Linked DNA regions of Homo sapiens: region 1 is linked to region 2. A link is an interaction called in ENCODE POLR2A ChIA-PET data of the cell type or tissue named here. Cell type or tissue: HepG2. All regions are shown on one strand. Each heading gives the region's core, and the rest is flanking DNA. Links, peaks and the distances in the headings are about the cores only. Region 1 overlaps LOC101929710 (a long non-coding RNA gene). Region 2 overlaps LOC101929710 (a long non-coding RNA gene).

The links. Peaks named below come from ENCODE experiments on the same cell type or tissue, not always from the same donor. Only the 100,000 strongest peaks of a DNase experiment are listed, where the experiment ranks them.
Region 1: POLR2A ChIA-PET joins it to region 2 with 8 read pairs; 5 of 35 experiments call an interaction of 5 or more read pairs at or near these places.

What each region holds. Positions count from the first base shown.
Region 1 is chr5:96,243,154-96,247,558 of GRCh38, reverse strand. The region is part of intron 1 of LOC101929710 (a long non-coding RNA gene); the gene reads right to left. It also overlaps a transcript of CAST not described here. Among named protein-coding and RNA genes, the nearest start is that of MIR583, 170 kb to the right of the region's middle. In HepG2, for the core only: no CTCF peak of the experiment used is centred there; a DNase peak (open chromatin) is centred at 1,978; H3K4me3 peaks cover 685 bases.
Region 2 is chr5:96,116,291-96,120,695 of GRCh38, reverse strand. The region is part of intron 1 of LOC101929710 (a long non-coding RNA gene); the gene reads right to left. It also overlaps a transcript of CAST not described here. Among named protein-coding and RNA genes, the nearest start is that of MIR583, 39 kb to the right of the region's middle. In HepG2, for the core only: no CTCF peak of the experiment used is centred there; a DNase peak (open chromatin) is centred at 2,495; H3K4me3 peaks cover 345 bases.

The sequences.
Region 1 (4,405 bases), core at 265-4,264, 130 kb before region 2:
CTGGGCAGTGCTTCTTTTCTCTCCAGTTTGAACATGTTACACGTCAATCTGCTGACACTCATGCACAAAAGCTCACTCCAAGTTTGGTGCTACGCACATGAACTCTGGAGTTACTCAGAACTAACTGCTCCAACCACTTAGAGTCCTGTGAAACACAGCCATGCACCAGTAAGCAAGGCAAGCAAGTAAACAAAGCCTTCTAGGCAGCCAGAATACACATCATGACATGCATAACCCAAAGTTGGAACCCTCACTCCCAGGAGACTGCCAGACTTCTGCCCAGAATCCAACTCACTCCAATTAAGACCTCATTCTATGTGGTTTGGCTATTTAGTACCACCGCCTGCAAAGATTAGAAACAGAAAAATAAAGGAATGTGTGTTGCCCAGTCAGACATAGTGACAGTGCTACGGGACAGCTGGCCCTTAAGAAAGAGACAGAGCTTATGGCACCACACAGGCAAACCAAAACCAGTCAAACCCCAAATAAAATTCATAGAAATAAATGATCTATATACTTAATGACTTTCTTGATATATTGTAGAATACAGTAAAATAAACCATATTTGTAATCAGACTTCCAAACCATGAAGAAAAATACAAATGTTTAATGCTTGCTATGAAAAGAAGTGGAGTTTTAACACTCATTTAAAAAGTTTTGATCCTTCCATAGGTTAATTCCCGTTTTCTAGAACCTCTATTAATTACTAAAATTATTATACTTCAATATTTACCTTTAAGGTACATGGTCACTTATCTAGCTACCTAATAGTTGGCCAGATCGAAGCCAAGCCAGGAAATGTGAAAGTGGGTGAAATATGTCAAATTCAAATTACTGGGGAGTGAAGCTGGCAATTTGAGGGGAGGAAAGGAGACTTAAAAAGGTAGATGTACTGAGAAACTTGCTTCCAATTACTCTCTTACTCTTCAAGAACACATTGGTACCAGTTCTTGTACCCTGCAAGCTAGCAACTGTGCCAGTGGAGTGAGAAAGGTGGGCTATTTCTTCTTCATAAAGGACTTAGAATGCTCGTTCACAATTCTAGCTGATCCTCAGAGCTGCTTGTTAAGAAAACAGGTTTCCGCTTTGGCTCACGCCTGTAATCCCAGCACTCTGGGAGCTGAGGCGGGCAGATCACAAGGTCAGGAAATCGAGACCATCCTGGGTAACACAGTGAAACCCCGTCTCTACTGAAAATACAAAAAGAAATTAGCCGGGCATGGTGGCGGGTGCCTGTAGTCCCAGCTACTCGGGAGGCTGAGGCAGGAGAATGGCCTGAACCCCGGAGGCGGAGCTTGCAGTGAGCCGAGATCGTGCCACTGCACTCCAGCCTGGGCGACAGAGCAAGACTCCGTCTCAAAAAAAAAAAAAGGAAGACAGACAGGTTTCCAGGATCCACCCTTGGATATGCTAGTTTGGAAGGTTTGGTTGGGATGCTGGAGTCTGTGTTTTTTAAATCTCTGCCAAGTTTGGAACCTCTGACCAGGGATGCTATGGTTTTGAGAGGTTCTCTGAGTGCCTGGGCTTCTCAGTTCAACTACCTCTACCTTCAGGATTTACAATCACCTGCCTCCTCAATCCAAATGGTAGTTGGTGCTGCTTCTGGGATACACTTAGATTCAGCCGGGTCCTGCGCTGTGAACACACAGAGTTCATTCTCCCATATAAGACCAGTCAGCCTCATAGCTAGCACCCTAAGAAGTTCAAAGACATTAAGACAGAACAAGAAACAATAACATTTGCCGTAAGTCCCCCCAGCTGCATGGATTTTCCAAATACAATCTCACATAGACCAAGTCTTTAAACTAAAACTAATCATCAGTAATGGATTTGAATATGCAGAACCTTCCTGCATGTGTAGAACCAAAGCCTAGTTATGCTTCTTTGGTATTTCAGCCTGCCAGTGTCTACTCACTATTTGTTTTTTTTTTTTTTTTCCATTACACAGAGAGCAAACACTGATAGCCCTGAACACACAGAAAATTTCTTCTGTGTAAACTAAGTAAACTCTGTTGTCAGTGGGGCAAATTGTTAACCTCTTCCCTTCTATTGCTTAACAGGGAGAGTATATAGTGTGAAACTAAGGGAAGGAAAAAGATAAAAATTTACAGTTTTCTGTACACTCCTATGAGATCCCTGTTATGAGTGTTAGAACAGTTAAAGATAAAGTGGTTGCCAGCTTTGACTATAGATGCTCTAAAAGTTTCCACACAACCATTACTTTCTAGCTCCTTGGAGGCTAGTATTGTGGTTATTTATCTCTGGCTCTGCACAAGTGTGTCTAAAACCTTACTGCCAGTATTGATATATTCGGGACTCTATCCAGTTTTTCTTCAGCAAAGAAAAAACTTTTACACTTTTGCTGCATAGCATAAACCTAAAATTTAATGAACTAAAATTCTCTAGAATTTAGAAAGTTTTCTAAATATGTCATAGTATGAATGTATGTGATTTGAGTAGGATGGACTGGGGTTAAGGGAACAAAAAGGAAGGAAGATTTTTTGTAGTCTGTTTAAATAAATTGTGAGTGGATTACCTCTACTAAAAAGAGGAATAGTTATAATTGCTTTTGATAGACATATTTTAGATTTAATCTAAATAATCTACAAAAGTTCTTTGCTCCGCATGCCATTTTGCCACCTCACTCTAAAACATATCCCCTAAGGCTATATTTACCCACACTCATGAATATCTTAATTACCCACAAAGTCACTCAATAAATATTTAATGAAATAATGAATAGACGCCACTTAAAAATTTTCACACCACTTAAAAATTAACATCCCAAGTTTAGAAACAAAAAGAATTTTACAATTTAAGAAAATGAAAATGTGTTATAGTAGAAAAAGTGCAGGCTTTGTAGTGAGCAGAACTGGGCTGGAATTCTAGTTAGCTGATAACTAATGAACAAGCCTCAACCATTCAGCTTTCCCGTGTATAAAATGGGGTAAATATTATTTACAGACTTGCTATAAAGATCAGAAATAATATCTGTGAATCTCCAAATAATGTCCGGTATCTATAATTTTGGTGGTGATGATGAGTTTTCTTAAAGAATTAATGCTACTGTGAAACAGCTATTTATTTCCATAATTTTTCATTTTCCAACTTTTTCTGTGTCGGATAATTCTACTATGGTTTTATTATTTTGCTTACCATATTTCCCAGAACAATACAACACTATATTTAGAAGGAATAAGAAATCATAATTCAAAGCAAAATACAAATAATTTAAAGTCTTGTGGAATATTACTTAATTGCAATGTTTGGAGCTTTCCTGAAATCTTCTCTTTATTTATCAAAATTATTGGATCTCAATAAATAGAAAGTCATTTTATTTATTGAGTGAATTTATTGGAAAGATACAAGGAAGCTCATAGAACTGGAAAAAATGCTTTATGATCAGACTTTGGGAAGAACAGAAACTACACTGCCCTGGGGATCAAGGTAGAGGAACTAAGGGAGTGCCTTAGGGCAGTGTGGTCAGAATATTCCAACTCTAGCCACTTTCTAACCTTAACGTCACTCTGCTTAAGAATAATAAGAGTGCACTCATGTACTGCTTACCCTATGCAGTAATGCTTCTAAATACTTTGCATGTTATTAACACACTTAATCCATACAATAGTTTTATGAGGTAGGTAATTCTCAGGAAAAGAACACTCTCATAGGTATGGCTTGAGTCAAGTGCTCATGCATTTGGGAAGGGGTACCTCATGTGATACTGCCATTAAGATAAGATGGAATAGGGAGAGGTCGGGGTAGTTTTACCCAAAGTAGGGTTAAATGAATCTGGGCAGAAAAAATCCGCAGATGTCCACAGACAAAATCCACTACATTTGATAAAACCCACATGCCTGACTCTGAGGGATGCATATCTCTATTTCTGGCGAGCAAAATATTTTTTATTGGTGGCATTCACTGACCAGCATTTAGAAAGTTCAGAAATAAAAAGCCTCTTCTCCAGAAACTGCATCTATATTTTTTCTCTTACTATATGTGGATAGAGATATAGCAGTACTTAAAGTAAATATGTGACTGCATATTGGTGCCATTACTAATAAAAGGAAAAATCATGTGTATTTAACCAAAAAAAATTTTAAAAATGTAAATTCAGTCAAGCTTAACTTTTCTGACTCCACAAAGTCTAGGAACCACAGAGGAAGAAAATTCTTCTTCCATTACCCTAGGATTAGTGAGCAAAACGTTCTTCAGTCTCTTGTAACAGCTTGGTAAAAAAAAAAAAAAATTCTCTATTGATTTGCTTAAATAAATAAAACTTCCATTGCCAGAGAGAAAAAAGGCATTTAGTTATGCTGAGTACTTCTATTTTTAAAAAATAATCCCAATGTTTGACCTGTAAAGAAAAAAAAAAAAAAACAGTTGCTGCTGATAAATCATCATA
Region 2 (4,405 bases), core at 336-4,335:
ATATATATTATTTATATGTATATATTATATATGTATATTATATATATACATATGCTTTGATCAGTGAGGAGGCTATTACGGTATTCCAGGCAAGAGATGATGGGGAAGGGACAAGGGTGATAGCAGGGCACAGGGTCAGAGCCTGAACATATAAGTTAGAGCTCTCTGATTATATGCAACAGAGAACCATTATACCAAAAGAAAAAAAAGCTCACAGAATATTGGTGAATCTCATGAAATTGACAGGGAATATAGAAAACCAGACTTGCAAACAGGATAGGAGCAAGGCCAGGGATTACTTACAGGGCAATATCTCTGGAATGCATGAGCTCCAACTGTTGCTTCCGGCTTTGCACCATTCCACTCAAGATTCAATTAACCAGGAAAATCCAACTTTCCAAGCTTAGGTCACATGCCCATTTCTTGGCTCATACCCAACAGTAGAAGGTGAGAATCAAGGGCTTCTCTAGCAGGAGCCCAAGGCAGTTTTATTCATTAGCCCCAGTTCCTCAGGACTGCCCTCAGTGGGAGAGAGATAACACCCCAAAAGGAAACCTGGATGCTAATAGGAAGGAAGACTGAATGCTAAGAAGCCTAGACTAGGAAGCTATTTATGTCCATTAGATACTATTTGCTATCTAGTGGATAAAGGCAGAATTATAAGTGAAAGATATCTCGGAATAAAACGTGTTTCACAAATTGACACATACTTTTCAGTAAAAAGATACTGGTGATGTCCAGCTGTCATTTTACCCTCTCTAGATAAAAACATAATCCTGGTTCTTACCAGACTGCCGTGGAGATTATTTTGCTGCTGAGCGGTCACACAAAGTTTTTGCTTGAAAGGCCTTAAATCTCTAGATATGCCATTTTGAAAAATATTTAATTTGCTTTTTAGGCGTACATAATACATAACACATATCTACTACACCTTCCTCTCAGAAGAATCAAAGGAAGTATATTTTAACTGGTTCATAGATGAATAACCTTGTGACATTCTGACTATAAACAGCTGAATAAAGGTTCAAATATGTCATCTTAAATCATTCTTTTCACTTTCTTTAGATAGTTTCTTTCCTTTGAACAGAAAATATATATGTGAAAACATAATAGTCACTCATTCTTTTAGTAACAGATTATGCAAACCCTCCAGCTTATATCTCCAGGGTACAAGCTGGTGATATGAGCCCCAGACCTTCCAAACAAGCAGCTGCTGCTCTGATCTAGTCAATTTTGCCACTTAGGAATGCACATCTAGAGATCCCAGGTCTTCCCATTTTTTAAAAGAAGCTGGGATTCCAGATTTTTTTAATGTGAAACCTCTAGATTTTAAATGCTGGAAACTTTGGGGTTTGGGTTGTTTTTGTTTTTACTTCTGTTTTAATTTTTGAACACCATGCTGAAAACTTTTAAAAATTTTTTTCAACTCTATATAGGTCAAATAAAACACCTAAGTGTGACCTCTCTGGTCTCCATTCCAAATACCTTCAAGGTGTGATCAGACCTCAATAGAGATCCCTTGACTTCTTTTGTCTATTTCCAATAATAACAACACAATCCTTTTTTCCCCTCATGGGAACCAGATTAAGTCTATGGCAAAGACATGTGATTCTCTGATAATTCCCATTATAGTCCAACTGCAAGCACAAAATGATGCATGCATTTAGAGCAATTTAAAAACGACATTTTCCAATGAAGATACGGAAGTACCCTGGCTTGCTGCTCTCTGTATAATGTCCAGTACCACAAAGGGAGTGTGGTGAAACTAGTTAGGGTGAGACTGCCCTGCTGATTGGAGTAGCCCATGAGAAACACATGAACTTAGCTAAAAGAGTCACTTAAGCAATGAAGTAACTGACGCTAAGAAAAAAAAAAAAAGTATGCTGAAACAGTACCTCAGGGGAAAAAGCCACAATTAGAAAGAAGGCTCTTGTTAATTTCCCCAGCCCCAACCTTCTTCCTCAGCCCACCTTCCTAGTTCTTTTAGATGGATTGGCTTCTTTAAGTCAACTGAGCACCATGAACACCAGTCCACGAACACAATGGACCAAAAAAAAAAAAAAAAGCAAATTTCCAAATGCAGTTGAGAAGAAATTTTTATGGAATGTGCTCAGAGAATTGGTTAGTCAGTAGACATTTATGTAAATATTTTTAAGGTATTTATAAGTGACCTAATCCAGACAACAAGGCTTCCTTTTGCATTTTTTGCTCAGCACAGTGGAAGCTTTATTCACAAACTCTACGTGAAAGAAACATATTTTTCCATCCCATGGCTAAGTATCTGTAGAATCATTTCCTTTCTACAATGCAAACTTGGCCCATGGCTTATCCACTTACTCAGGTGAATGGCAAACCACAATTGGGAGAGGGAACAATGGGGCACTGCCCTGAGAAAGTGCTTTTTGCCTACTCAAAGCATTCACAAACATTAACCAATTAACTGGTAGGTGAAGTTGGCCTTAAAAAAAAAAAGAGAGAGAAAACTACAGCTGAAGAGATTTCAAAGCTTTCTCTACAAAGGGATTCAGTGTCTAAGTCTGAATTGGAACTTGGACCTTCCAAACATTAGCAGTTCAGAGATTCAACTCATGTAAACATTTGAAAGGTCAGCTGTTCATCAAATACTTTTCCAACTACAGCAAACGTATCCTTATTAAGTTTCTTTTGCAAAAGTTCCAAGGTGCTGAACACTCATCCATTGCCACCAATAATTAACAATTCCAAACAACCTAAAGACAGAGAACTTTTTGTAGGCATTTTGAAATTTCAGACTATCTTAGAAACAGGGGATGTGGAAGTGGTAACGGGCAAAAGGCATGCTAGGAAAAAGAACATCAGGCTGAATTTTTTTCCCAAGATTGGTTCTTCCCTTTTTCAAACAGATTTGCAGAAATAAGAAAATAGTTTGTCCTTTTCAAATAAAGAGTTGGTGCTTCCTGGAAATGGGCAGAGAAGTAAAAACTAAGCAAAACAATATCGTTTGGTCTAATATTTAAGACTTAACAAAACTTGGAGGCATAAATGGGCACTACAGTCATTCCTTATTCTATCCAGTTAACTTTGCTTCAAACATATCTGCCCAGAGTTTAATGACTTTAAAAAATTACCTGAAGTTCATATCTACCATAAGTTATTTCCCACACGTTCTTTCTGCACATCTGACACGCGGAAAAAATCACAAGCCTAATTTAAACAATACCATTTATTGTCGAACTTGAGAACTGAACAGCTACCAGCTTTAAAAGGTTTCCCTGAGTCTCACACACACACACTATTTTATACTAGTTTCTACACGGACATGGTTAACGTGACAGGGTTATGTGATGAGCTATGTGGTACATCACCAAGAAGAGAGGACTCTTGTGAAAGCAGGGTTTAAATCTCTATGTCGGATTCAAAATTAATTTGAAATAAATGGTAGACCTAAATATAAGAAACTATTAAACTTCTAGAATAAAATCTCTGTGACATTGGGTTAGGCAAAAATTTCTTAAGCAAGACACAATTAGCACAATAAAGAAAAAAAAATAGGTAAAATGAAGTTAATCAAAATTTAACATTTTTGCTCTCTAAAGACACAAGTAAGGAAATGAAGCCATTGGAAAGCAGCAGCCAGGGCTGCTCACCTCCAAGGCGGAGATCCTTAACAAAGGCTTCAGGGTGACCAAGACATGAGCAAGCCAGGGTACAGCCACTACTGCCACCCCGCCAAGCATACAAAGTTCAAGTTGCCATGTGGAAAGTAGTCAAGAAGGAATGAGCCTTCTATGCATAATAAAACCCCATAATTTAAAAATAAAATAAAAATGCAAGCCACAAACTCTGAGAAAATATTTGCAAACCATATATTTGACAAAGAGCTTGAATCCAGAATACTTTTAAAAATACATACAACTCAGTAGAAAGAAGATACACTACCCAATTTTTTAAAAAAGTAAGCTAAAGATTTGCACAATGGCATGCAAATGAACAATATGCAAATGATGATATGCAAATAAACAATAAGCCTAAGAAAGATGCTCAATGTCATTACTCATCAAGAAAATGTACATTAAAACTACAACAAGAACGACCAGTAAACATCTACTAGAATAGCTAAAGTTAAAAAGACTGACAATATCATATGTTGCCAAGGATAAGAACAACCAGACTCTAATATATTGCTGGGGAGTACAACACAGTATAGCCACTCTGGGAAACAGTATGGCAGACCCAGCAAACCCACTTCTAGGTATTTACCCAAGAGAAATGAAAACATATTTCCACACAAAGAATTTTACATGAATACTCATAGCAGCATTATTGATAATTGCCAAATACTGGAAATAACCCAGATGTCCATCAACTGGTGAGTGGGTAAACAAATCAGAGTATATCTATGACATGAAATACTACTTATCAATAA